Regions from separate parts of the Mus musculus genome. Here regions 2, 3, 4, 5, 6 and 7 are each linked to region 1. Evidence: chromatin loops called from intact Hi-C (ENCODE). Cell type or tissue: heart. All regions are shown on one strand. Region 1 holds the start of Hic1 (hypermethylated in cancer 1). Region 2 overlaps Smg6 (Smg-6 homolog, nonsense mediated mRNA decay factor (C. elegans)). Region 3 holds the start of Prpf8 (pre-mRNA processing factor 8). Region 4 overlaps Smg6 (Smg-6 homolog, nonsense mediated mRNA decay factor (C. elegans)). Region 5 overlaps Smyd4 (SET and MYND domain containing 4). Region 6 holds the start of Tlcd2 (TLC domain containing 2). Region 7 has its middle 9.1 kb from the start of Mnt.

Evidence for each region. A loop is a pair of places that touch in the nucleus more often than their neighbours do. Peaks named below come from ENCODE experiments on the same cell type or tissue, not always from the same donor. Only the 100,000 strongest peaks of a DNase experiment are listed, where the experiment ranks them.
Region 2: it touches region 1 in a loop (7-fold over the local background); 15 of 42 quality-filtered maps call a loop at or near these places.
Region 3: it touches region 1 in a loop (2.4-fold over the local background); 3 of 42 quality-filtered maps call a loop at or near these places.
Region 4: it touches region 1 in a loop (5-fold over the local background); 38 of 42 quality-filtered maps call a loop at or near these places.
Region 5: it touches region 1 in a loop (2.5-fold over the local background); 14 of 42 quality-filtered maps call a loop at or near these places.
Region 6: it touches region 1 in a loop (2.5-fold over the local background); 8 of 42 quality-filtered maps call a loop at or near these places.
Region 7: it touches region 1 in a loop (5-fold over the local background); 9 of 42 quality-filtered maps call a loop at or near these places.

The regions. Positions count from the first base shown.
Region 1 is chr11:75,169,105-75,173,104 of GRCm38, reverse strand. It overlaps Hic1 (hypermethylated in cancer 1), which reads left to right and starts at 2,850. Exons shown (of 2, transcript NM_010430.2): 1 at 2,850-4,000. The coding sequence starts at 3,586. In heart, CTCF peaks have their summits at 2,431 (motif pointing right) and 3,877 (motif pointing right); DNase peaks (open chromatin) are centred at 634, 2,654, 3,174, 3,934 and 3 weaker places; H3K4me3 peaks cover 3,474 bases; H3K27ac peaks cover 96 bases; H3K27me3 peaks cover 3,728 bases.
Region 2 is chr11:74,944,173-74,948,172 of GRCm38, reverse strand. It overlaps Smg6 (Smg-6 homolog, nonsense mediated mRNA decay factor (C. elegans)), which reads right to left. Exons shown (of 19, transcript NM_001002764.2): 7 at 2,541-2,651; 8 at 1,954-2,166. Among named protein-coding and RNA genes, the nearest start is that of Srr, 20 kb to the right of the region's middle. In heart, a CTCF peak has its summit at 1,619; no DNase peak of the experiment used is centred here.
Region 3 is chr11:75,485,074-75,489,073 of GRCm38, reverse strand. Prpf8 (pre-mRNA processing factor 8) reads right to left here and starts at 2,297. Exons shown (of 42, transcript NM_138659.2): 1 at 1,883-2,297; 2 at 1,281-1,449. The coding sequence starts at 1,982. In heart, no CTCF peak of the experiment used is centred here; a DNase peak (open chromatin) is centred at 2,333; H3K4me3 peaks cover 2,060 bases; H3K27ac peaks cover 1,759 bases.
Region 4 is chr11:74,979,327-74,983,326 of GRCm38, reverse strand. It overlaps Smg6 (Smg-6 homolog, nonsense mediated mRNA decay factor (C. elegans)), which reads right to left. Exons shown (of 19, transcript NM_001002764.2): 9 at 1,414-1,475. Among named protein-coding and RNA genes, the nearest start is that of Srr, 55 kb to the right of the region's middle. In heart, no CTCF peak of the experiment used is centred here; DNase peaks (open chromatin) are centred at 886 and 1,636.
Region 5 is chr11:75,388,040-75,392,039 of GRCm38, reverse strand. Smyd4 (SET and MYND domain containing 4) reads right to left here. Exons shown (of 11, transcript NM_001102611.1): 5 at 813-1,968. Among named protein-coding and RNA genes, the nearest start is that of Serpinf1, 33 kb to the left of the region's middle. In heart, a CTCF peak has its summit at 1,603; no DNase peak of the experiment used is centred here.
Region 6 is chr11:75,464,612-75,468,611 of GRCm38, reverse strand. It overlaps Tlcd2 (TLC domain containing 2), which reads right to left and starts at 562. Exons shown (of 5, transcript NM_027249.3): 1 at 235-562; 2 at 1-55. The coding sequence starts at 407. Mir22hg (Mir22 host gene (non-protein coding)) reads right to left here. Exons shown (of 3, transcript NR_030711.1): 3 at 1,922-3,305. In heart, CTCF peaks have their summits at 464 and 1,751 (motif pointing left); DNase peaks (open chromatin) are centred at 581 and 3,241; H3K4me3 peaks cover 1,173 bases; H3K27ac peaks cover 1,104 bases.
Region 7 is chr11:74,819,836-74,823,835 of GRCm38, reverse strand. It overlaps a transcript of Mettl16 not described here. Among named protein-coding and RNA genes, the nearest start is that of Mnt, 9.1 kb to the left of the region's middle. In heart, a CTCF peak has its summit at 2,130; no DNase peak of the experiment used is centred here.

The DNA of each region.
Region 1 (4,000 bases):
CGGACGGGAAGGGACGGGACAGGGAAGGGGCGTGTGTGGAGCATGCAGGACGGGGGTCCCAAGAAAGCCGCAGGGCCGAGGTGTGCGTCTGTCTGTCGTGGGCGCCCTGGCTCAGTCAGTCGGGGCCATCTAGGCTGAGTCACCGCTCTGCGGACAGGGGAGAAATGAGGGGGCGCGTCTCCTGAGACGCCAGCACCTTCTCCCCACTTTCTTGAAAGGATGGCGCAGGAGCTGCTCAGCCTCGGGAAATGGGGTCGGGGGCTCGGCTCTCCGCTTGATGTTTCTCCATAGTGTCTGCGTCTGCATTTGGGTGCCGGCAGGTGCTGCATAGGGTTGGGTCAGCCGCCGGCCCCTGGTCCACCAAGCTGAAAGGAACCTTCGTCCCTCCCACTCTGCCCCCCATCCTCACTCCGGAGTCCCCCTCCAACCCGCCGCCCCTCCGGTCCCCTCCTCGCCTTCCCATGGCGTCCGCGCATCTGCCCATCTCCGACTGTTGGTGGTCCTTACCTGTCGGGCCGCGTCGCACCAGTGCCGGCTTGCCTCCCGCAGCCCGGCCGGCGCCGCCGCTTTTATAGGCGCGCGTAGTACTCGTGCGGCGGCTCATTCATGCGGCCGCGGCTCCTACACACTGACGCGCTGCCGACGTCAGCAGAGAATTTAGGAAACGGGAAAAGAGGCTATTTATAGTGGCAAGCGGGGAGGGGGGGCGTAGGGGAGGGCGGGACGAAGCGACAGGGAGTTGGAGCGGGAGGAGGGTGCGCACGCGGAAGCAGGGTTGGGTAGGGGAGTACGTAACCCCAGGCTTGGCCTCCAAGGGGTTAACTTTCCGGAACTGCAGGCGACGGGCTGGGGGAGAATAGTGCAGGGAGGGTGAGGCCCCGTTCTGTGTTTATTCACTCTCCCCTTCCGGGGCTTTGCGAGTCCTAGGATCTCAGTTCTTTTCTCCTGGACCGCAGGGGTCCTCCCTTGGCAGCCCCAAACCACACTGCTCATTCCCTAGACCCTACAGTCCTCTGACGCCAGAAGATGCCCCGCGATGGTATCACTCCCATTTGGCCACCGTGGTATCCTCGCTCTCTCCTGGTGTGTGTGTGGGGGGGGGGTGGGGGGTGAGGCAAGAAACTGGACCGGTTTAGGAGGGGAGTAGAGTGCACCTCGGACTTTGACATCTAGGAGCTGGGGAAAGAGGGGTGGAGAAGCCTGGGAGTTTTGGAAGGCTTCTTGACTGGGTCACAGGAGGAAAGGTACCGGTCAGATGGTGGAAACCGCAGAGAAGATCAGGGAGTCTAAGGAGAGTGGTCTGGACTTTAGAAATGAGCAGAAGATCTTCTGTAAGAGTTTGGAAAATCCCTGTACGGAGTATCCACAAAAGGAAGGGCTAGCCTGACAAGTACTGGAGAGCCAACTTGGCAGTGCCCCAGGGGGCACGAGGGGGCCACCTCAGTGGGGTGGAATAGGCATAGGCAGAGCCTGTAAGAGAGAAAATGAGACTAAGGGGGCTCAATAGCTTGGCAGAGGGTGTGTGTAGCTGGGACTCCTTTCTAAAGGAGTCAGAATAGACTAAAGGCAAATACGATATGGAACAGGTCCTCCAAAACAGCCCGATTCTGTCTCCGGGCTCTAAATGGGGTCGTCATGCGTTCACGGAGAGGAGGAAGCTGCACCAGGATGACCAGAGGAGCTCAGGAAGAAGGGGAAAGCAAAGTTAAGAGGAGGGGCATGGTGGTGCGCATCCTTGTACGTGGGAAGTAGACGCCTTTGTGAGTTCGAGGCTAGCCGTAGACTTGAAACTGTGGTGGTGGTGGTGGTGGGGCGTGGAGGAGAGGAGAGGAGAGAAGGGGAGGGGAGGGGAGGGGAGTACACAGTGAAACTTGGGCAAGGTTTATGTGGTTGGCCCCATAGCGATACAACAAGGGCTTGAGTCGGTGGAGAGGGATAGAACAAGAAGGAACTGAAGACCCAGCCGACCTCCTTATGGGTCAACCAGCGGATAAACTCCATTGTGTAAAACACATACAGAGCTTTCTCTCCAGACTCGCACGATCTAACCCCATTAAAAGGAGAAAACATTTAAAACAGAGACATCAGAGACACCCTTGCTTGTGGGAGAACTCAGAGTTGTCAAAACTCATCCCTAAGAGCACTTCTGGGGAGCCTTCTTATCCTCAAACGCTCCGTTACACTTCCGCTTCAGCCCCAAGGCGTATCCCTCGACAGAGATACCAAGGTACCTCTTCACTTCTCCTAGAGCTCAGAAATTGTGGAGTCCACCGTGGGACTGCAGTGTTTGTCTTGTATGGACACTGTACGGAGATACGAAGTAGTAAGTGGATTAGATGGAGGCGGAGCACACTGTCGCGGAAACCTGGTGAGCCTTGAAGACTCTTTGGACCAGAAGCCTAGGCCAGGCATAGAAGTCTCCTGCCAAAGAAACGCAGCCTCTAGGAGGCGCCCAAGACCTTGGTGTCTCACTGGTACAGCTAGAGGCCCGGCCGGCTGCCCCGGGCGAGTGACTCAGCCACTACCTCAAGCGGGGGAGTGGGGGCTCGAAGACAGCGTGGGGTGCGGCGAGCGTAGCCCCCACCCGCCCTGCGCCCCGCGCGGTTGCTAAGCTCTCCAAGGCCTCTGAGAGATGAGATCCCGGGAACCTCATTGGTTACCATAGTAACTCTGAGCCCCAGCCTCTCCGGCTTGGCCACGGAGGATGGCGCAGCCAATAAGAAGCTGTGGGCGGTTTGGGGGGACCCCCCCTATAGCGTGGGCGGGGGTCAGGAGGTGCGGGGAAGAGGCGGAGCGTGGGCCACGGAGGCGCGGTGCTTGCAACGGTGCTTATGCCTCCGCCCCGCTATGCAGGGACATTTCCGGTGAGCACCCAAGAGCTGGTGCACGCTCCCCTCCCTCCTAAAAGAGGAGTCACCAACATGAATGAGCTCTCCCTTGTGTGGCGTGTAGGATCTTTTTTTGAGGGGGTCTCAAGCCGCCCGTTCTCGTGATATCTCTCGAATGGTGTATTGGGGGGGGGCAAACTAAGATCCCTCAAAACTGCTTAGATGGGGGATTGGGGACTTGAGGGGCACGTCGCAAGGGGGCTCTGTCCAGCTATTTCCAATGGAGGGCTCTAGGGTCCTTCTGGAGACCCGCAAGTTCGGGGAGGGCTCTTTGGTAGGACCTCTACCCCGTTTCACGTAGTAGCCTCCGCAGTAGCCCAAGAAGTTGGGACTCCGGGAGGGGGTGGGCGGTCTGTGTAAACATGGCGCGCCCTTGTCACTGCTTGGACAGAGTTTGAGTGTGGACGGTTTATGATGTGCATACTGATAACATGTGTCTGAGGGAGAGTTGGAATGTGTCTCTCTCCACTGAGTCCAAGTGAATAATGGTGTTCAGAAATGTCTAATAAAAGCCGCCCCGCTCCTGCTCCGAACGTATGTACCTTCATCTCACTTAGGATTTCTAAGCTCGCCCTCTCACAGAATACTGTTCGTAGTGTTCCACCCCAACCCCTTTTCTAAGATAGGGTCTCAGGTAGTAGAGGCTGACCTTGAACTCCTGGTCCTCTTGCTTCCAACTCCTGGGTGCTATGCTAGGATGATTACAAGAATGCGCCACCATCCCTGGCTTAAGAGTTCCTCATTTGAAGACAGAACCTTCCCCTCCCCCCCCCCGAATTGGCGCGATATAACATATAAATATGTACTCGGGAGCACTCAGCACAAAACCCCCAGGTTTATGGGACTCCCAGGTCCGATATCTGAGTCTCCAGGTGGGCACATCTGGAAGCGCGCGAACCTGCAAGATCTGCTCAGCTCCGCATCTGCAAGCCTCTTGGCCCAGGTGTGCGCCAGAGGTCGCAGCCCAGCCGCACACAGTCCCCGCGTGGCCGCGAGGTGGCGCCATGGCCGCGGCAGCGTCTGCCGGTTCGGGCCGCTCCAGATAAGAGTGTGCGGAAAGCGCGGAGGGGCTGAGACGCGACCAGGACGCGGGGAGGACGGACCGGCAAGAC
Region 2 (4,000 bases), 220 kb after region 1:
TCTTAACTTGGAAGAAATGATTCAACTCTCATGGTATCATTATTATCTAGCAAGATGCTTTCAAAATTAGTCCCTTTCAGGACTAGGAATGCAGTTTAATAATAGATAGTATTTGCCTACCAAGCACATACCCTTGGATTCCATCTCCAGCCCCCAAACAAGAAATATTCCTTGATCCAAACCACTCTCCTCAATTTCAGTCACCTGTTATCATCTGAGTATCATTACTTCAATGTCCTACACAATGACAAATGCAACAGCTCTAAAATTAAACTCATTATCATTGCCCTAAAACTTGGTCTACCATTATAGTCCACCTTATGAAACTGACCACTAACTACTTGGTTTTGTTTTGCTTAGGGGAACAGTCCTGTAGGGTTTTGTTGTTAATGTTGTTTGAGAGGATCTCATACAATAGCTCATAATAGCCTAGAACTTACTAGGTAACAGTATAGCCTTATATTTGTGCTTAATCCCCCTGCACAGCTGCCCAAGGACAAGGCTTACAGGTATGGTCACTTGGCAATACCCCTTCAATTTCTTTCTTTCTTTCTTTTTTTTTTTTTTTTTAAGATTTATTTATTATATGTAAGTACACTCTAGCTGTCTTCAGATGCACCAGAAGAGGGAGTCAGATCTCATTATGGATGGTTGTGAGCCACCATGTGGTTACTGGGATTTGAACTAAGGACCTTCAGAAGAGCAGTCAGTGCCCTTAACCTCTGAGTCATCTCTCTAGCGCCACCCCTTCAATTTCTAAACCAGAAACCTAGGTGCTACTCTTGACTCTCTTCTCTCTGAGCTCCCCCCATCTAACCAAGCTCTTTGGACACATATCTTTCCATCTCTGAAACCACTTATTGATTCAAATCCTTCTATAACTAATTTGAATTCCTGTCACTGAACCTTTTTTCCCATGTTCTTTCTCCCTAAGCTCCGGAATCTGAGATGGCTAGTCCATTCTACTTCCTTCCTCTCTAGCTAAACTTCCATTCATTCTTCACACTTAAACTGACAAATGACTACTGTGATCGCAGAAAATCAGGTACATACCCCTAAACAAAGTCCAGCACACTTAAGCCTAACTACCTGCTCACTCTATTAAAATGCTACCTTGAAAACAAGGGAAGATGCTATTTTCTGAATCATTAGCCTGGCACACTCTAAGTCATAAGAGGTTACCTCATAAAAGGCTTGGAGATGGTGAGATGGCTCAGAGGGTAAGAGCAATGGCTATTCTTGCAATTCCCAGCACCTATACATTGGCTCAAAAACCTCTTTAACTCCAGATAACAAGGGATCTGACCCCATCTGACCCCCTCCATAGACTCTTATGTAGTGCATATACATAATGCAAGCAAAACATTCATGCATAAAAAATAAACAAATCTAAATAAATAAATAATAAATCACAAAACAGATTAATCATCCTACCCATGTTGCTTTAGTTCATACTCCAAATAGAAAGCTATTCAAGATTAAATACATTATCTCAGCAAAGTACAAAATCTCAGCAAATTCTCATACAAATTGGTGATGCCCAACTCAAAACAGTAAAACAATTTCTAACTCTACATTTACTAAATTCTACAGTGCCACATAGTGGTAAATAAGGGAAGCACATGCCAAAGATAAAGGGATCTGTGAGAACCAAGGAGGCATAAGGGAACCTAAAGTTAGTGGGTCGTACTCTCCAGAGTAAGTGGGGGTGCTAGGCATGGTGGCTCACCCCTATATGAGCAAGTCAGATAAGAGGATTGTCACAAGTTAGAGGCCAGTCTGGGCTACACCGTAAGTTCCAGGCTTACCCGGTATAGAGAACAAGATCCTTTTTCTTTAAATAAATCGATAAATGTCTTAAAGCTGGGACCTGTCTATGCCTCAGCCCCAGCTTGCACGACCTGAGGCAGCCAGACTCTAGTCTGGCTCACTGCATCATTCTCAGGAACTTACATCACTGGGACTCAGGCTGCCCAGACCATTCTCCTGCTCAGAATCCTTCCCAGACTCAGTGCCCTGGGCAGACCGAGAATGTGATGGATGAATCCAAATCTCCAGGCGAGTAGTGTCATCCCCAACATGCCGGAAAGTAGACTTCTTTCCTTTTCGCCACTTATCAGGGCTCATATCAAATTCCTCATGCTGCTTCTTTTCCATCTGTTCAGCCTATACAACAGACACACAAGCTCAGACTCTCCCAGTCAGCCAATGAAAAATTCCTCTATCATCTGTGTCTGCAGGCTAAAGACTATAAAAATCTAAGGATTCTGCTACAGTACCAAAGTAGCAGAGACCACCTCTGCTGCCATATAGATCATTAATTCTGTGAACTAGGTGCTGTGGAACAGGTACGCTCTAAAGGCCCTGCAAGCCCTCCTGAAGATTGATTTCAATATCCGTTCTTTGCAGGGGCCAACTGATAACCCGTCAGTGAAGCCCAGAGGGTCTATGTGAAGATGTGTTTCATCATCTCCTCACACTTCAGCCCAGAGGACATGCATTCTCCTAGGAAGGATAAGCCCACGTGCACTCTTACTTACCTTTCGTTTAGTCTCTTCAAATAAACTCATGAGACTCTCCTTGGCAGTCAGGATAGGGTTGCTGGCTGCTAAACTGCGCATATAGTAATATACAGCATCAAGCTTCCTCCTCTGTAGAAAGAAGAGATACTTGGTCAACTGTTTTGTTTTGGTTGGTTGGTTGGTTGGTTGGTTAGGTTTTTTTTCTCCCTTTAAAAAAATTTTTTTTTTAGATTTATTTATTTACTATATGTAAGTACACTGTAGCTATCTTCAGACACTCCAGAAGAGGGAGTTAAGAGTTCATTAGAGATGGTTATGAGCCACCAAGTGGTTGCTGGGATTTGAACTCAGGACCTCTGGAAGAGCAGTCGGTGCTCTTAACCACTGAGCCATCTCTCCAGCCCATTTTTCTCCCTTTTATAAAAAAAGTACTGGTGATTGAACTTAGGAATGTGTACATACAATGTACATACGATGCATATGCCCTACCATGAACTATAGTCCTAGTCTTTTTAAAAAGTTTACTTTGAGGCAGGGTCTCACTAAACTATCAATCTGGTAGCCAGGAACTTCTGTAATCCAAGCAGGCCTTGAACTTGTGACCCAGTAGCTGGATATCCACTTGTACCACCTGGCCAAGCTCAGCTTTCTTTCTGACACCAGAATACCCAGCTGATACAAGAAACACTTTATCTCTCCTGCCCTGTCCCTCCAACTGTAAAGGACTCCAGCAAGAAGCAGAAAGCAATCCACTCAAAAAGCTAAGGTAATCACACCAGGGAGGTTTCCACGGCCAGTATGGTTCTTCATCTTATATGCAGAGGTACTCTAAGAATCAAATATTCATATGGAAGAAAAGAGAACAAAGAAATCCCTTAAAATATAAACGCAATTATGTTTTGTTTTTTAGAGAATGTCCAACTCTCTTCACATTGGCTATTGTCATTCATTACTCAGTATGCTATAATGAAATCCTCAACTAGACAGACCCAGATTCAAACACTAGCTCATCCAGGATTTGACTGAGACTTTAGGTAACAATTTTCCTAAGATCTCCTATCCTCTTTTTTTTTATTTTGTTTTTTTTAAGACAGGGTCTAACTATGTAGCCCTGGCTGGCCTCGAAGTCACATAGATCAGCCTGCCTCTGCCTCCTGGGTACTGGGATTAAAGGCATGAGCCAACATGCCCAACCTGAAAAAAATGTTATTCTATATATTTCTTTACTGGGGTAGGGGACATGCCTAAGCCACAAGTATATGCTTTAGTATATGTGTGGAGGTCAGAGACAATTTTCAGGAGTCAGTTCTATCCTTCCACCATGTCGTTCCTAAGGACTGAATTTAGGTAATCAGGCTGGCAGGTAAACTGTTATCTGTGGAGCCACTCTGCTGGCCCATGCTCACTTTTAATACAGGAATATTAGTATCCTTGAAGAGTATCTTTAGATTTAGAAATAGTACCTATTACCTATGATG
Region 3 (4,000 bases), 320 kb before region 1:
ACACTACCACGGCTGCTTAAGTTATTTTTGTTGTTGATGTTTTATTTTTTAGGACAGAGTTTCTCTGTCCAGCCTTATCAGTTATAGAACTCACTCTGTAAACCAGGCCATCCTCAAACTCAAAGTAATCAGACTCCCAAGTGCTGGGGTTACAGGCGTATGCTATTACCTTGCCCGGCAAGAAGTTGTTGTTATTGTTATTTCTTTTTTTTTTTTTTTTGCCGTCGTACTTTTATTCACATCATGTATTGTTATTTCTATTAATGGTTTTTTCAAGACAGAGTTTCTCTATATAGCTCTGGCTGTCTTGGAACTCACTCGGTAGACCAGGCTGGCCTTGAACTCTGAAATCAGCCTGCTTCTGCCTCTCGAGTGCTGGGATTCAAGGCGTGCACCACCACTGCCTGGCTAAGAAATTATTTTTTGGCTAAGAAATTATTTTTTGCAATAAAACTCTCAAGGTGGGGCTAGAAAGATGGCTCAGCAGTTAAGAGCACTGATTGCTCTTCCAAAGGTCCTGAGTTCAATTCCCAGCACCCACATGGTGGCTTACAACCATTTGTGATGGGATCTGATGCCCTCTTCTGGTGTGTCTGAAGACATCTACAGTACACTCATATAAATGAATTAAATAAATCTTTAAAAAGGAAAAAAAACAAAAACAAAACAAAACAAAAAAACTTCCAAGGCTTCCCCCACATCAATTAATTAACAGGCCAAATTTTTGTATCCAAATGGAATGTTAAGAATCTCTGCAGCTTGAGGTGGAAGAATTAACAGTAAAAGAGCGACCCCAGGAATGAACTATCCTAAACCTCTGAATGATAGTGACCAAAGAGGCATCCAGAATGCCTAGTGTCTTAATTTGAGCTTCAAACAGTTCCACAATACCAGACATTTTACAACAACACCAGCAGGGCAAAGCAAAACAATCAATGGCATAGGTAGACGATCTGGAAACTATCACAGAATCCCAGTGGTCCTAGCCTTACTCCTACAGTCATCCTATGTACAGCCTAGAGCCATGTTCCATGCTGGACACGGTGACATCTGCCTTCAATCCCAGCTCTTTGGAGGCAGAGGCATGGGGATCCCTATCGGTTAAAGGGCAGCCCGGTCTACAGAGCTAAATCCAGGGCAAAAATGCCCACACAGGGAAACTGTCTCAGTTAAAAAGTCACATTCCAAATGCTAGTCCCTCTATCCAGCACTGTCAATGAAGGGGCAGAGGAAGGAAAGAAGTCAAACTCCATATGATATTATCCTGGGATGTTACTCACCCCAAATAGACCCTTTTGTCATGACGGAACTTCCTGTTGGTCATGTCTCCATGGTCTCGAATGATCTTCCTGACATGTTCTGGTGGCATGTCTTCCTTCTGAGCATCCACAAACCCAAATTTCCGCTTCTCTGCATATCGCTTGGCCTGCAACTGCTGCCATTTTCGAGCTAGAAAAGCACCTCAGCTTAAAGGGCTGCACACATTTACCCTAATTATCCCTAACTCTTGCCCTGGGGCAACCCTCGGCATGCTGTGAAGAGAAATACTCACTGCCAAGTATCCTGCCATTTTACTACCCCAAACCACCTGATATTTTTGCTATAGATGTTTTGGGGAGGGTTGTTGTCTAATTCCTACATAGTAATGCAAACCCTATAAGGAAACAGGTTTTATCGTCATTGATGCATTTTACACACACACACGTACACAATAAGCTCCTGCAAAATAACAGGCACTTCCAAACTTTCAATGATTGGACTCAATTTTTAAAAATGTAAATACTGCTAATAAGCACACCCCTGATGACCTGCCTATGGAGGGAAGAAATGAAACCCGCCTACACGTTCGAGCCCGCGCACGCCGTTCCCGTTCGCCTCTCACCTTTCTCCTGCAGCTTCTCCTCTGACATATAATCCGGCAGCGGGGCTAGAGGGCCGGGCACCGGGTTACCCGGCCCTCGGTAAGGAAACACTCCGGCCATGCCGGGAGAATCTGGGATAGAGAGGCAGGCCAAAACTAATGAGCTAGGCCCGGGCCCACAAGGGGCAGATGGAACACGTCCGGAGCCCCCTGGCCTGCACTCTAGCCGGGCTGAGCGCTCGGGACCCGGGCCTGGCGCAGCTCCTCGGGCCGCTCGGCCCACTCGATTACCTTGCGCTCAGCCTCAGACGCCCACCACCCACCTGTCGCCCCTCACTCAGGTAGCGGCTAGGCTCGCAGAGCAATGGCGGAAAGACGACGTCCGCTCCGCGTTCCCAACTCCAGGAAGTGCGCAACCAGGCTCAGAAGCTCATCCAATAGACGCCGAGATGCTCTGATGGATTAGCGACATCTCCAATTGACGTTGCAGCCCGAGCCGGAGAGGCGGGTCTAAAAGCGGATTTCAGGGCGAGGGGTGTGGTCAGGGTAGGCTCACGCCCCGCCTTCTGCCAGTCAGTTTAGGAGCCCTCTCTAATAGATCTGACATTTAATTGGCTATTGATATTGTTCCTCAAAAGCCAAAGCCATACAATTTTAATAAGTTTGCGTACGTTGCACATTTCCCCTATATTTATTCTCATGAATTCAGAGCTGATATGTAGTACTAACTCCTACTCAATGAATCCTTTGTTCTTCTATTCCTTCATTACATTACTGTTAATAGTGGTAACTATGTACCAAAGAGTCAAATAACTCTTGGACCATCCAAGGCAGAAGGAAGGCTGGCAAAAATGTATGATGATCTGGGATGGGAATGTACTTCAGTTTGTACAGGAGGCCCTTGGTTCATTCCATTTCTGGCAATGCATAGACCTGTAGGATCTCAGCACTGGTGGGGGGTGGGGGGTGGGGGTGGAGGGGCGGGAGGTTAAAGGCAGAATAGTCATAAATTCAAAGTCTGGTCCTGGAAAGAGGACTAAACGATTAAGAGCTTTAGCTGTTCTTCTAGAGAACCTGGTGTGATCCCCAGCACATGGTGCCTCACGACTGTCCGAAACTCTGATTCTAGGGGGATCTGAAAACCCTCTTCTGCCCTCTGTAGATACAGAACACACATGGTGCACATACATACATGCAACCCAAACAACCCATATACATAAAATATTTTTTTTTCAAAAAGACATTCAAATTCTTCCTCGGCTATATAGTGTTTACCAAACCTCAAAAACAAAACAAAACAAAACAAAACAAAGAATCATTAATGTTTTGCCTTCATGTATGTCTGCCCACCACGGACATGCCTGGTACCCAGGGAGATTAAAAGAAGACATTAGCTCCCCTGGAATGGAGATAGGTATGATCTACCACTTGGGTGCTGGGAACCTGGGTCCCCTGCAAAAGCAGTAAATCTTTTTAACCCCTAAGCTGTCTCTCCCAACGCCTAAAGATTCTTGTAACACAGCATGATGAGCACTGGCAAGCATAGCATGGTAATCTGACTTCAGGGCGCCAGATTTTGAGCTTAATGCTTGATTATTAGAAGTAACGTACTAGATTTAATGCCTGGAGCTTCAAGCAACAAAATTAACTGAAGAATAAAAATAAAAACCCTGCCAGCCATGATGGTAATCCCAGAACTTGAGAGGCAGAGGCAGGTGATCTCTGTGTTTTCAAGGCCAGCCAAATCTACATAGCAAGTTCCAGTACAGCACAGCCAAGGATCTAGAGAGAGACTGTATCAAAACAAATAATCGTGCTTCTTTGGGAGATGGAAAGGAGATAACCTAGAAAACTTAGAAATGTCTCTGGGGAATTTCACTGGTAACGACCTTCTTCTCTCATTTCTCTTTCCTCTATCTGGCAACGATCACTCTAACGCATGCTATAGACAAGAAAAAAAAATGTTCTGTGTAAATCATAAACCAATAAAGACCTTAGAAGGAAGCTTAGGAAAAAATATAGGAGCAGGACTGAGGATGTAGCTGACTGTAGAGCATTTCCAAGTATTGCAAGGAGAGTCTATATTATAGCCTGACGAGGAAAGATGGATGAGAAGGATTTGACTGCAGCAAAAGATCA
Region 4 (4,000 bases), 190 kb after region 1:
AGAATGTTTATTTTTTCATCCACACAACTGTTAAATGAGCACTCAGGATGCAGCTGAGTTAGACAAAGCTTCTTCCACTGGAGCATATGCTGATGGTGCTAGGGAGAACTTAGAAGCAACTAACATACACAGTTTATTTTTCCCAAATAAATTACTCCACACTTATTTCAGATGGTAGAGATTTTTATCTTTTGGCACTTCTCCGATGATCCCAAGTCACTTCAGAATCTAAAATATCCTTAAAATGGCCCTGAGTATCACTCTTGCCCAAAATGATGCCAGAGGAATATAATGTGAAGCACACTTTCACTCACAATCAACAGGGCAATGGCTTTTCAAGCAGGACACAAAGTCTTCCATCATCTTAAAAAAGTAAACACAAAGTATATGGAAGCCGACCTGACTCCTGTCTCCCTGCAGAAAACCTATATAATTACAGGGAACCTTACAAGTTCATGGCATTGAAGAAAAAGGAAAATGCCATAACAGGAGATTTGCAATGTGAAGCCAATCACCTCTAAGGGCAGCTCACAATAAAACCAATATTCAAAAAAGATTGAAAGCCAACAGGAACCCAAGCACAGTGGTACTCTTGGGAATTCCAGCACTTGGAAAGCTGAGGCAGGAAAGTTGCCAAGTTCTAACCCAGCCTGGGCTACACAGAAGAGACCTTGTCTCAAAAACCCAAAGCCAATTGAGCAGTGCACCTTTATAGAAGGGATGCTGCTTCTTCACATTGATGTCCCTTACCCAAGGAGGCCCTGCACAGAGACACTCAGCACACATCTCCTCTGACACTGAAGGCACTGTGCAGCTTTTATATTGCCAGGAAAACTCTTCTGATGCCCAAGAGGAACATTCAAACTCTTCCCAGGAACTCAAGGGAGAAAGCCCTAAGGCTTTGCACACACTGCCTTCCCTGGGGCTTACAGAGATTTACTGAGATCAGCAATGTGGCACAAGGGACTGAGTGCATAGGAAGTTGGATGGGTCAGAAGAACACAGAGGAAGGAAAATGTTACTCTGTTATTGAGGAAAGATTAGGAGATAATTTTTCCCCAAGGAGGACCCCTGGAAGCTGCACCCAAGGATGTAGCACGACTATCTCAGACTTCCTGGGAGTTAAGCAGGAAGACAGAGTCAACAGAACCCAGGAGGACAAGAAGAGGGGACTGGGAAAGACTGTCCTAAAAGAATGGCTTTAGAAAAGAAAGGGAAAAAAAGGAAAGACAAAGATAGTGATATATCTCAAATTTTATGAACACAGTAGGAAAGAGAATGAAGAGAAGGTGGAGGCCTCTAAGAATTCACACCCTGTGCCCTCAGTTACAAACACAGGCTAGTTGCTAACAATATTAAATTCCAAAATGACTTGTAATGTAGGGAAATAAAATAAACATCCTGCACACTTACCCAATCCGGGTAAACAGCTTCCCATGGGCATGGAGAAAACTGAGGATGAACCTTTTGTTCAGCTGCATGGGAAAAAGGGAGAGGAGAAAACAATTAACTTTCCCCAGTTTCCTGTTACTGAATACAGTCCCCAGTGACACAATAACCTGGCCAGGGTCTAAAGGGGTGGGCACTGGGGATGGGAACCAAATGGACATGCCCAAACTCTCACACAGACCCAGGGCACATGCCCAACAGCTGCCTTCCAGCTGAGCCAGGATAACACAAGACTCAGTGAGTGGACAGCACCCTCTGCTGGCAGTGGCACCCTTGTGCAGACATGGAAGCCGTGAATCTGAACTGAGCAGGTTTACAGAGGGTGATGTCTCTTCCTCTCTATAGGATGAGAAGCCACTCCTGGCTCCGTAATAACTGAAATTAAATTCTGACAGAGATAGAGTAACAACAACTTTAGAGAAATTCCTGATCGTACTTATGAACTGTTTTTCTACCTATGTAGGAAAGCAGGCCTCTGACAGCTAAGGTTAAGGTATTTATCACTAAGGCGGCTCTTCCAATACTTTACTGACTTGAAATTGGAGTTCAGTTCTGAATCTGGAGCTGAAGATTAGGGTATCTACAGAGGACAGGCATAAAGTAGGTTGGTGGTGACAACAGGAACCTCTGACTGTTACTCTCTAGTCCCAACAAATGTTCTATGTAGAACCAAGCTGGGAAATGAAATATGGGTTGTTGTTTTGTTTTGTTTTGTTTTGTTTTTAATGTAAAGTGCTCTGGCTTTTTTTTTTTAAAGATTTATTTATTTATTATATGTAAGTACATTGTAGCTGTCAATTATGGATGAGCCACCATGTGGTTGCTGGGATTTGAACTCAGGACCTTTAGAGGAGCAGTCAGTGCTCTTAACCGCTGAGCCATCTCACCAGCCCGCTCTGGCTTTTTAAGTACTAGATACAAATAAAAAATATTTAACATTAGCTAAGTTCCGAATTCAATTGTTAGCCACATGTAGCCTATGAGCCACCAGTTTGCAATCTTGAATCAAAGATTCTACAAAATCTTTCTCAATCTAAACTGAGATAATTCCTTTGGGAAAATAAAGAGAGGGCTGGGGAGTAAAATTGAACTCCAAAGGAAGAAGAGACAATTAAAAAAAAAGATTTATTTGCATTATGTATATGAGTATGCTGTAGCTGTCTTCACACACACCAGAAGAGGGCGGTGGATCCCATTACAGATGGTTGTGAGTCATCAAGTGGTTGCTGGGAATTGAACTCAGGGCCTCTGAAGAGCAGTCGATACTGAGCCATCTCTGCAGCCCCAAGCAGGGAAATTTCAAGACTCAATATCACTATCTCCCCGATGTCCTAGAAACAGTACCCTGTGGTCTGCCAGGAGGGAGGGCTGAAGTTGTTGCCTGCTGCTGAGAGTGGTGCTGCACACAACCCAGCAGGCCGTGGGAGGCAGGTGGATCTCGGAGGCGAAGGCAAGCTTATTCTATAGAGAGCTCCAGGAGAAGCAGGGCTACACAGTGAGACCTTGCCTCAAGACTTTTTTTAAAATTTTAAAGAAATTTTTATTTCAAGTGGGGAATTAACTAGTGGATCAGCAAGATGGCTTGCAGGTAAAGGCACTTGACTCCAAGCCTGGCAATCCGAGTTCAATCTCCAAGACCCACATGGTAGAAGAGGAGGAGCAACTCCCACATGTTCCTCTCTGATCTCCAGATGTACACTCGAGCCCACACACATACATGGACTAAACAAACAGATAAATAAATGTAAAAAAATAAAAGCAAAGAGGATAAAACTATTAGAATAAGGAACAAATTCAATAGCCCTGGGTAGTATACCCCCAAAGAATAAAAACTACTGGGTCATCAGTCTGCAGAACACACCACCAATAAAATTATGGCAGTTCTCTATCTTTTATACAGAAATGAGATGCAGCAATGATTTCAACATCAAACTTGGTGAATAAAGCTTCCATTTTTATTTTTGCCTTTAGTGCATTAATTACACTGAACAGCAATTAAAGAGCTAAATGATGTACATGTAGTTTAAAAGCTCAAGCTAGTTACAGCATGCTTTATCAAGGTCAGGGATAGTGGGAAAGGTTTTACCAACAGCTTTTACCAAAATTAGTAGCAAAACCTTGACCAGAGAATAGCTCTTAAGAGTCTGCAGTAGACTAGAATGGTGTGAACAGACTGGCTTCCCATCAAACAGACTGGCATCTAATTACACACAGATAATTTACCTGGTATAGTCTATCTCTGGCAACTGTCCCAGCCTCCCTAAGTTCTTTCCCCATCCCTTCAGACCTGCTCTTGCTGTAGCCCAGACTGGCCTTGAATTTGCAATTGTCCCACATCCACCTACCTCCTCATTGCTGGGATTCTAGGCAAACACCACACACACCCTGTTGCTTACAACTTTTCCATAGATATGAAATAATTTCAGATAGAAAGGTATACATTATCTATTCCTATTTTAACCTAGTTATTTCACTTCTCACAGCTATCAATCACACAGGTTAGTCCATAAATAGAAGAAATCCTCTATAAGTTGCTTATATTTACATGTAA
Region 5 (4,000 bases), 220 kb before region 1:
GGAAGTAAATACTTGCTCCCATGCCTAAGAACCTGAGTTTGATCTCCAAGACACACATGGTAGAAGAGAATTGACTTATGAACCTGTATTATAGTATGTATACCACACACAAAATGAATAAATGTTTAAAAATACTCTAGTTTTAAATTTTTAATTAATGGACTGGAGAGATGGCTCAGTGGCTAAGAGCACCGACTGCTCTTCCAGAGGTGTTGAGTTCAATTCCCAGCAACCACATACATGGTGGCTCACAACCATCTGTAATGGGATCCAATGCCCTCTTCTGGTGTGTCTGAAAAAAGCAATGGTGTACTCATACATAAAATAAATAAATACATCTAAAAAATTAATTTGTTGCTATTGTTATTATTGCTGTTTTTGTTATATTTATTTATTTGAAACAGGATCTTACTATGTAGCCTGGTGGGGATCTCACTATATAGACGAGGCTGGATTCAGGGATCTGCCTGCCTTTGCCTCTTGAGTACTAGAATTAAATGCATGTGCCACCACCACCTGGCTCTGGCTCAAGTTTTTAAGAGACAAGTTCTCATGTAGTTCAGGCTGACCTCAAACGTGCTGTATAGCTAAAGCTGTCTTAGACTCCTAATCATCCTATCTCCACCTCCCAAGCTCTGGGTTCACAGAAATGTGCTCAAAGCTTCTCAATAGCATAATGATATATAAGACGGCTGTGTTTTCCTTTTAGGTCACTGATTTATTTGATGCCAGGCTTCCTTTATAGTGTTTTTCTCCTTAAACATTAGCTCTTGAAATACCAATAATGTAAGTAAAAACCATTTCTGACTTACCTGTGTGACATATGGATGTTATTGCCTGGGCATTACACTGCAGCTGTAGCATGTGTCGCAGCATGGCTGCTCCCCAAACAGTCAAATCTGCACACAGCCCTGGGGTCACTGCTTTCAGCTTAGGGGACTTTAAGGTTTGGGCCTGCACGCTGTCAGCTTTGAGTTGTCTGCACAGTGCGGAGACACTGATGGCACAGATGAATCTGTGTTCTGGGCTATGCTTTTCAGTATGGGGCAAAAGGCTGAAGATAGCATTATAATTACTTCCATACTTTCCATTGACATTGCATCCAGGAATTGGGGGTTCACCTATCTTGCTCTTCTCTTCACTCTCTCCCTGACTTGTGTAATCAAATGCCTTGACCAGATTCTTGCTTTCAGGTAAACAGGTGTCTGTGCTACCAACCTCGTCACAAAGCATCCTTACAACTCTATCAACATCTTCAAATCTGGCTAAAAGAGTCATTCTCAGGGCAACATGGCAGAAGACCCCGAGTGTGAGGAGCAGCCCCCCAAGAGAACACTCTGTGCTATGGTAGAGGTCCCATGCCTGCTGCATACATTCCTGGCTGCAATACTTGGCATAGCTGCAGCTGCCACAAGGTACTGTGGCCAAAGTGTGCTTCAGACATCGGTGACAGTAGAGGTCTCCACTGGTAACTCTGGTATCCCACTTGTTCTCAAGGCAATGATGAGGTCGTGGCATTTCTCCTGGGATAAGGACACTTACAAAAGCATCTTCCTTCACCAGCAGTTCTCCTGGGAGAATGTCTTTTGTGGCAACTAGATGGCGGCCTTTCAAAGGGTGTGTGCATAAGCTGACAGAGAGGGAGGCCCCAGAAATCTGTGTGTTCTCTTCCCCCAGGGCTATATCCTCGAAGGCATTGGTGAGAGCTGCAGGGATGGGTTCTGGGAGAGTCTCCTTTTCTTGGATCTTTATTTTCAGATGCTGGACATTCCTTTGCAGAATCTGGTAAGAGGAAAGCACCAGGGTTGGCTTGGCAGTGAGGCTGCTTTCGAGATCACTGATGGTCTGTCTTGCCTCCTGGAGTCTCCCCAGGTTCACCAGGCATTCTGTCTTACGCACCATCATCTTGGGCTGCAGTCTTTCAGGATACCCATGCATACCTGCTTCCACTATGTCTTTAAGACATGCCTGAAAACAAAAGGAAATTCCAGGATGACCCTTGGTTTCCACTCTTCACTATGTACCGAAGACAGAAAACCATGAGCATGAAAAGGGTCATTAAAAGTGGACAACTTCAGTCGAGAGCTTAGGCCTTAAATTACATCCTGTGTTCTGCTTTGAGATCTTTCCTTTTTCTCTCTTCCTTCCTCCTCCCCTCCCATTCATTTCCTTCTCTCCCCTCCTCCCCTCATTATGCTGGGGATTGATCTCACCTCCTGAGTGACTTTTTAATTGAGTGACACTAATACTTGTTTATAATATTATGTCTGATTTGTCTTATTAAGCAGTCTGGCTTTGTTTGTTTGTTTTTGACACAAAGTTTTGTCTCAAAACTTTAACCCTAAACTTTAACCCATAGAACTCTCTCTATAGATCAGGCTGCCCCGAACCCATAGGCCTGTCTTTGCCTCCTAAGTGCTGAGATTAAAGATTAAGCCTGTCTCACCATGACTGGCTCAATAGTTCCATTTTTTAAGAGGAGAAACGTCTTAGAAAATTAAGAAGGTAAATTTTGCTGGGCTTGGTGACACATCCATTTAACCCTAGCACTCGGCAGGCAGAGGCTATCAGATCTCTGTGAGTTTGAGGCTAGCCTGGTCTATATATTGAGTTCTAGGACAACCAGAACTACATAGTGAGATTCTGTCTCAAAGGAAAAAAAAAAAAGGAATATTCATGGAGTGAGTAAGAGGCTAGGTGTGATCTTATGCAGGCAAGTTAGATTTTTCAATGTCTTTGTTTCTCATCTGAAAGAGAGATGACTCATCAACAGGTCATTTTAGGATGAGATAAATTATATATCTAAAGTGATGAAAGGAACTCCTGGGTATGTTCAATAAATGGCCACTATTATTAGAAGTAAAAGAGATGATCAATATAGGGAGGGGATAAAGGGAAAATTCTTCCTAAGTTTTTCTCCACTTGTCCTTTGGATCTACAGTCAGATTCTTGAATCTTTTTTCATCATTTAGAGAATACTTTGATAGTTTCTGTAATCAAACCCCTGTAGATAAGACTGAATATTTAATACAGTACATTGCTTCTGTATAAATGGAAAAATGAAGTTTAATGTGTCTAGACTAATATGGCTGTTAATTTCTGTACAGTGCCAATTTAAAATGATAAACTGGGATACTTTTTTTCCAAAGTTGACAGCACAGCTAAAGTATACAACAAAATTTATATACGTATAGTCAAATATTAGCTGTGTGCTATGCAGCAGCAGCAGCAGCAGCAGTTTTTCTAGGTTCTGTGGCCATCTGAACAAAATCAGAGACATTCTGCCCACTCTTTTTTTAAAAAAAGGAAAATATAAAATCCCAGATTATTAGATTTTTGTTTTTTAGGTTTTAGTAGCAGCTCTGACTGTCCAATATTGACTATGTAGCCCAGGTTAGCCACAAACACATAGCATGCCTCAGTCTTCTACATGTTAGGAATACAGTTGTGCATCACCATGCCCAGATAGATTCTTGTTCTTCTATTTGATTTGAAGAACACTGAGTGTGAACATTCAACTATTCCAACAGTCCTTAACTCCAGTGTATAACCAATTTCTGTAAAATGCACACATGTGGAATACTTTCCTGTCCTTAAGGACCTCTATCACACATGTCAAACAGCTCATAGGCATCTTCCTGAAATACAGATCTGATTTGTTTATTCTTTCCAGATAGAATTTCTCTATATAGCCCTGGCTGCCTAGACACTCTCTGTAAACTCAAACTGACAGAGATCCACCTACTTCTGCTTCCTGAGTGCTGGGATTAAAGGCGTGCACTAGTGCCTGGCCATAGATCTAATCTTTGTCATTTCCTAACTTAAAATCCACGGATATAATGCTCCACAGTTGATGATGTTGCAGCAGTTAGGGGATGAGAAGAAAGCCACTCACAGTCAGCTACCTCACTGATGCCCCTGGGCAGGGCGGGGCACCTTTACTTTTACACTGCCCATGATGACTTCAGGAGAGCTGTATCATCAGAGGAATAAGCTCAAG
Region 6 (4,000 bases), 300 kb before region 1:
CCACGGTGGGTGATCATTAATTGGGTCGGTGACCATTTGAGGAAACTGCCACAGCCTGGAGAAGACAAAGAGCTAAGGTCAATTTCTCCCAGACCTAGATCCATTCTCCCACTGGGTACTCCCACCCATCCACAACCCAAACCAGTTCCATTCCAAAAGGTTCCAACTTCAGTCTTCCAGGCCCTCTTTTCCACCCCCGCCCCTCAGTGCTTTGTCAGTCCCCAAGTTCCGCACCCGACCAGCGCCCCTACTCCAGAGAGTAGGCTGTGTATCAGCGAAACGAAAATGTTCCGCCACATCCAGCGGTCCCGAACAGATTTCGGGGTGGGCAGCAGCTGCAGCCCCCAGTGCAGTCCCCGAAACGCCGTGAAGGAAGCGCCAGCCACAAGGAGTCCCCAGGATGCCATGGTCTGGGCAGGTCAGCTAGGTTTCAGTCAGTTTCTCTGATCCTGGCACCCGGTGCCCGGGACCTCGAAGGGGCCCCCCTCCGGCAGAATCGGGATCTAGCTTTTCCACCCTGCTGTGCCTGGGGCTTCCTGGCCTGTATTATCTTTCCAGCGTGCTGTAACTTTTCCTGGCTTGTCCACGCCCCTATCTCTCGGCTGCTCATTGATTGGCGCAGCCATGGGGCCACCTCGGGTGAAGCCATGGAACGGATGGCGTCCCGCTCCTGCTTGGGTTTAGCAGTTTGGGGCTTTCTGGCATCAAGTTCGGCTACTGAGTTCAGAGGCCTTACAACACATTAGAGGTCTTCTCCAACACCACTAGTCTCCGAGCCCCTTGGGGTTCCAGAAAGTCATCTAGTTTACCCCCACCTGACTAGTCTGGGGCTCCGCCCCACTAACTTTCACCTTCTGTTCTGGTTCCCTCATCTCTCACCTACTGGTCATCCTTACCCACAGACCAGAAGGTACAGGGCCAACAGAGCCAACTCCTGAGGGCCCAAATCTTGCACCATCTCACCTTTACCTCAGAGCACGCCAGTCAGGCAGAGCCGAGCTCTGCCCACCTGTAACTTCCTTACATAGTACTACCCAAACGGAACAGCTTATGGGAGAATCCCTTCTTGAGTCCTACCCCCTCCCCCCCCCCCAAACATCACCAAGAAACTTTATTAGGTAGAAGAAGCAAATGGAAGACACATACACCTCCCCTCCCCAGGTCTCAAGTAAGAAAAACAAACAAGCTAAAAATAAGACTCTTCAGATTCTAGACCCCTTTGGCCTTAAGAGGAATATCCTTTCCAACCACAAATCCCCCAAAGAGTGACAGGTTTTGAGCATTTCCCTTCTTTCTTATTCTAAGCCACACCTCCTTAGCTGGCTGACAGTCAGAAAGTCAGAGGAATGCTTCCTGTGTGTAGAGAGTAGGTGGATTCAGACAATTAATGAAGTTCATAGAATTGACTTTAGTGTGGTGGAGCTTGAAAAGGCCCCTGGATATGATTCCTAGCTCCAGTGTACACACACACATACACACACACACACAAGCATGCACACACACACTCAAGAAGCAATAGGTATCCCAAGCAAACATTTTCTTTCACCTGGCACTTGGTGTAGCCCATCCTCCTACAAGCAAATTCTCCAAAATCTAAACATGACAATGAGGACTAGAGGGAGAGATGGCTTTAGTGGCTAGGAGCATTTGCTGCTCTTCTAGAGGACCTGAGTGCGATTCTGAGCATCCACATCAGAAGATCCAAACAGCGTGCAGCTCCAGGGAATCTGATGCCCTCTTCTGGCCTCTGCAGAATGTGCACCCACACTCTGGTGCACAAAGACACATAATATAACATACAAATATATTTTTTAAAAATTACAGAGGGAGTGAAGAGACGGCTCAGAAGTTAGCGCTAGCTGCTTTCAGAAGACAATGTTGGATTCCTGCCACTCACAGGCAAAACACTCATAAAAGAGTAAAAATTTTAAAACATTTATTTGTCTTTTGTATTTTATTTAACATATGAAAGCAATGCACAATATTTAAAAATTAGAAAGACAGAAAAAACAAGGGGAAAATTCACAATTGTACTATCCCACCATACAAAAACAACCATTCTTAACATTTTGAATCCACTTTCAGTGTTTTTTTAAAAAATATATTACAAGTATGCATTCATATTTTAAAAACAGTCACAAACTCATACTTTTCATAATCTTTTTAGTATTCAGTATTTATATTTCCACTCAATTGGATGGTTTTTAAAAAAATATATTACAAGTATGTGTTCATATTTTAAAAACAGTCACAAACTCATACTTTTATAATCTTTTTAGTATTCAATATTTATATTTCCACTCAATTTTTCTTCTGTAAGACTTTGGATGGCTGCACAGAACACCACCATCAGATGAATATAATTTACTTAGGCAAGCCCTAGCTATACATTTTCATGACAGCAGAAAAGGAATGGACTTCCAAACAAACAGCTGCGTTCCATTTTTCTCTATTACAACCCTGAGATGAACATTTTATAACCAAATCCTTATTTTAGGATACATTTCTAAGACAGCAAACTACCAGGTCCAAAGGCATCTCTCACAATGGTTGGTACTGCCACACACAAGGCACAGGAGCCTTCTTCTGGCTTTCATTTGCTTGTTGTATTATGATCAGGGAAAACGGTTTCAGCCACATCTGCTTTCTTTGAATTACTAACCAATGCTTTATTTTATTTTGTTTTATTTTTTGAGACAGTCTCATATAGCCCAGGCTGGCTCAGAACTCATTGTATAGCAGAGGATTACCTTGAATGTAGGCTCCTTTGCCACCACCTCCAGAGTGCCGGGATTGCAGACCTGGGCCAACCTGTTCAGTTTTATGCAATGCAGAAGACAGAACCAGGGCTTGGTGCATGTTAAGCAAACCTACCAACTGAGCTACAACCCCAGTCATAGATATGTTTTCCCACAGTGTTACACATTTGAATCTCTTTTTGAATTTGCTGTGTATTTCCTTTCAGAGGTGGCTCATGCTCCTTGAGGCTGTTTATAGAAACTGCAGGGTAGAGATGGGACCATACTTCCTGGAGGCCCTTCATCTCCCAGGAAGGCAGGTCCTGAGAGGAGATGGCTGGAAGCACGTGTCTTTCACTGAGGCTGGCTGGCTGCTCTCTTTCCTGGTGTTCTCCAGGCTTCTACGTGCCTCTCTGACCAATGTCCGGATAGGCCCTTGTGGTTCCAGGCCAGGTCCTCCACTGTCTTGTGCCTGCCTCTGTTGCTTCCAGGCTGCCCTTTCTCACCTCTGAGGCTCCATGTTGGATGAGGACAGCAGAGCCATGTACCCAGTGCTGGAGGGACACACTGTGGCCAGGGAAGGGAGGAGGAAAGAAAGCAAGCGAGGTCGAGGGAAGGGCAATCTTTGTCGCAATGTGTGAGCCGACTCAGCCTCCCCAGCCCGTCTGCTACAGTCCCTTACACATCCTATCCCTCAGCTTAGACTGCAGTGGGGCTGGATTAGATGATCTAGTCTCCCCTATGACTTTCAGTTTCTCACAAATGGGGAACAGGCTAGAACTCCTCCTCCTGTCAAATACAACAAACAGCCTCCTGTACCCCCTGAACCCATCTTCTGTTAGGAAGACTGGGCCAAAGGTGAACCACAATCAGAGACCAAGCCCATACGTGAGAATGAATCAGGAGCTAGAGGCAGCAGAAGGGACTCATATCATACAACCCATCTCCCCTGACAATTTCTTGCCTGCACAGTATTGAGCAGAGTCTCACTATCCTGGAAAGCAAAGGCAGAAAATAAATGGCAGTGGTTGCTAGAACCCAACCAAGAGCTACAGTTTTGCTTTAGGTGGAGGGAAAGCCTTGGACCACCCATGCATGGTGAGAAGCCAGTAGAGGACTAGCCTCCCACGAGCTTGCCTGGGACTTAACCATAGCCTTTCCTTCCATCCTAATCCCCCTGAGCTGGGTGAGTAGTCAGGGGGTGGGGGAAGGACAACAGTTCATGTGAAGAGCTGTTTCGTTTCCATCCACGAGAAGAGAAG
Region 7 (4,000 bases), 350 kb after region 1:
TTACGGAAGGTCTTGAAGCTTCTGTTGCTTTCAGCAGCCACGCAGGGATACGACAACACCTAATAGGGTGACTACATGAGACAATCTCTATGGAAGATGTACTACCAATGGTCAGTTCCTGATCATTTCATGACACACAAGGTGGCTTTGCTCTTGGTCCATAAGCAGTACTCTACAGCTGCCTACCTACCCTTAAAGGTTTAATCAAGGTCTTAACCTTCTCACCTGAGACCAACAGCAGGAGAGTTTCTGACAAAGCTCTACGACTCTCCACACAGTGAGGAGAGGACACAAGTTGAAATGTCATCGTGTCTGAAGTCCCTGCTGTGTCTCAAGTCCCTGCTGTTTCTGAAGTCCCCTGCTGTTTCTGAAGTCCCCTGCTGTGTCTGAAGTCCCCTGCTGTTGAGTCCTCCCGCAGGCAGGGCGCTCTCACGTCTCACTCTCCAGAGGCCGAAGCCCAGTCAAACTGGTGCCCTATATAAGGAGTGGAACAGCACTGCTAACCCAGTGCTGAGAGGCTGCCAAGCTGCGCTCTCCCACTGCTCCCTGCCCTGGGTGAACAGTACCTGGAGTACAAGCTTGCCCTCCTCTGAGCTTACTTCCAAGCCACTTCTGCCAAGTGCAGCTGAACTTCAGCCCTGTACCTTGCTCTCCTGTTCACTTTCCCTGTTGCTAAGGAACACCCATGATCTTCTATCTCCCAAGGAGAGCCTAGAGGCCCTGAGCTTTCTTGCTTGGACTCAGACAGCCAGATAGCCTATATCCCAAAGACATACGAGGTCTTCACTCAGTCACAACATAGTTTCCCAGGGTAAAAGCACAGATTCACAAAGGCAGCATTAGTTGCTCCAACCAGCAATTAAAGAAACGAACCACTGTTTTAGTCATTTGAGTGAGTCACAGCAGATCTTTCCAGAACAGAACAGGATCTTAGGCATGTGTAAGCTCTATTGCTCTGAGTACCCTGAGCCAGGCATTTTAACACTACAGTGGTACCCACACAAGGCACATGGGATGATTAGCACCTTTCAAAACCATTAATGCTTCCTTTAAGAGGCAAAGGCCAATTGTTCTATTAATGAACATGACAAGACTTTACTGAGGAGATGGCCATTCAGCAAATGAAATCTTCAGAGCAACAAACTCCCTAAAAACAATGTAAACACATCCCCTTCTCCCCTTCCTCAGGGCACTCCCGATGGTGCCCAAGACGCCTCCATACTCAAGGAGCAGTAACTAAAGTTTGTAAACAGCATGCAAGGGTCACTGCTGACCCTGACCTTGTACCATAAAGAGACAAAGAGTTTCTCCTTGAGCCTACAACCATACAGGGCTAGTCATATGCACGTTCTAACCTATACAGAAACATCCTTAAGAAAAAAAGGCCCAGCTAGTTTATAGAAACAAACAACAGAGAACCCACACCACTCTTCCTACGAGTAACTTCTCACATGCATGTTAGCCTGCCAATAAGATCACACTCAGAGCAAGATGGAAACTCATTTCTCTAGGAGATCTATCTTACCAGTCCTGGAGCATTGAGCTTTTGACCAGTTACTACCACCCCTTCCCCAGGATCCTCATTAACCCCACAACAATTTAAGAAATAGATCCAGGGCTAGTGAGATGGTTCAGCAGTTAAGAGCACCAACTACTCTTCCGAAGGTCCCGAGTTCAAATCCCAGCAACCACATGGTGGCTCACAGCCATCCGTAACAAGATCTAACGCCCTCTTCCGGAGTGTCTGAAGACAGCTATAGTGTACTCATATAATAAATAAATAAATCTTTTAAAAAAAATAAAAAAGAAGAAAAGAAATGGATCCAAAAGACAGGTCCAATCTGAGTATATTCTAGAGTCAACAGGGGTGTAAAAGAGAAAAACTGCTCAGGCGAGACTAAAAACACAGAACATTTAAAAGGAATCAGGCCAAATAAAGACTGCAGGGAGTAACTGTTATTCTTCCTTATACTCCCATTTAAATTTTTTTTGTGTGAAAATATACCTGCTTACATAAGTACTTCTCTGGATACAACTGGATATTTAAAGAAAATTCCACAGATATGGATATAACTTGATCCACTCTCACAGTAAAGTTCAGGATCATGATTAAAGGATCTGAAGGTGCCCCCGTGTGGTTCCAGAAGAAAAGTGCTGCAAGTTAAGAAAGCTATGAAGACAGACAGCATCTCTCTCACACAACTCCCTCTGCCCTGAACTCACAATGGAGGCAAGAGCAACTCTGACCTCAGCCTGCCTTCCACTCCCCACATGCTGAGCTTACAAGGAGGTCATCACAGCCAGCATTTACTCCCTTCTCTGATAAGGGATGAGGCTCAGGCTGTACAGGACTTGCCCTACACTAACAAAGGCATGGGTTAAATCCCCAGAACCACATAAAACCACATAAGATGGCAACATCTGTAAGCCCAGAAACTGCGCAAGTGGTGGCAGGAGAACCAGGAGTTAAGTGCCTGCCTTGGCTACCTCAAAAGTTCGAGGCCAGCCTGAATGAATGAGACCCTGTTTCAAAACCCAAACAAAATAAAACAAAATGGCCTTGGGCTGCCTTTGCATGGGACTTTCACATCTTTCCACACCTGGCCAGTTACTCCTATTGGACCACAGCAGCTTTGATTTCCATCATGAAATGGAAGGGTTTGTTTTCTAAAATTAACTAATCGACCTGAACACTTAAGGTTAGCACAAAGTCCTCCTCAGAGTTGCCAACTTGGTCTCAAAGTACAGCAAAGCTCTAATGTAGGAACAACTGAGCACAGATGGGGTGAAGGAACCACACTGACAAAACCCAGCAGATTCTAAACAAAAGCACTTTAGTTCTCACTGGAAAACAAGTTCAGCTTCTGTTCCCACTTTAGCTATCAGGAGATCAGAAGCCAATTCCAGGGACCAGAATAGAATTTAAGATAATACCACAAAGATTTAATTTCATATCAATCCACCAGCACCAACACAAACTTGACTCTAGACACTTAAGCAGAGAGTCATTCTATACCACAGCACTTAACTCATTTCTTTAAAAAACTTCTCTTCAATTATAAAGCACATATATGACCAGACCCTCAGATGTCCCTTTAAAATGTCTTCAATGTTGCCAGGTGGTGGCGGCACATACCTTTAATTCCAGCACTGAGATGTCTGTGAGTTCAAGGCCAGCCTAGTCTACAGAGTGAGTTTCAGGAGAGTCAAGGCTACAGAGAAAGCTTGTCTTGAGAAATGAAACAAAACAATGTCATCTCATTAGACAATGTAAGAAAAAAAGGCAATCAAAAATGCAAAGATACTCATAGCTCTAGTTTTTTTTAAAGACCATAGCGATACTGCTCTTGTCAAACGTTTTCAAATTCTAGGAACATTATCTTAGCATCTATACAGCCTTCTCCATTAGAGTCTCAACCCTAGGAACGAAACACAGATGCAGATTCAACTTATCTAACTCCAGTAACAAAGAGTGTTCTCTAACAACTAGACATAATCAAAAGTCAATACTGTGCTGGAAGGGCATTTTAAATGGGCAAAATGTGTAAAAAAAATACATAATTATAAAAACATGAAAAAAATCTAAGCTAAACAAAAAGTACAACAGAAAATTAAACAAAATAATACAACTCAAAATAACCACATACACCTACAGAAAGACCAGGAGAAAACATGAAAATACTATTAGCCGCTAGAAGGCCAATCTCCTAGGTAACTTGTGTGTTCTGCAGTGCTAAGGATTGAATTCAGGGCCCTGTGCATGCTAGGCAAATGTTCTACTACAATTGCACCTCTAGCCATTTCTGTTTCAAAATCATTGAACATCTGCTAACCTATGATGAAACAAACATTTATTATTTATTAAATATCTGCCAGGTTCTCTGGCACTTAACTGCCACTGAGCTCAGAGATCCCAGGATTTCATTAAGGAAACTAGATTTGACGACTGAGGATGCAGCTCAGTTGGGAGAACATTTGCCTAGCACACAGAAGTCCCAGG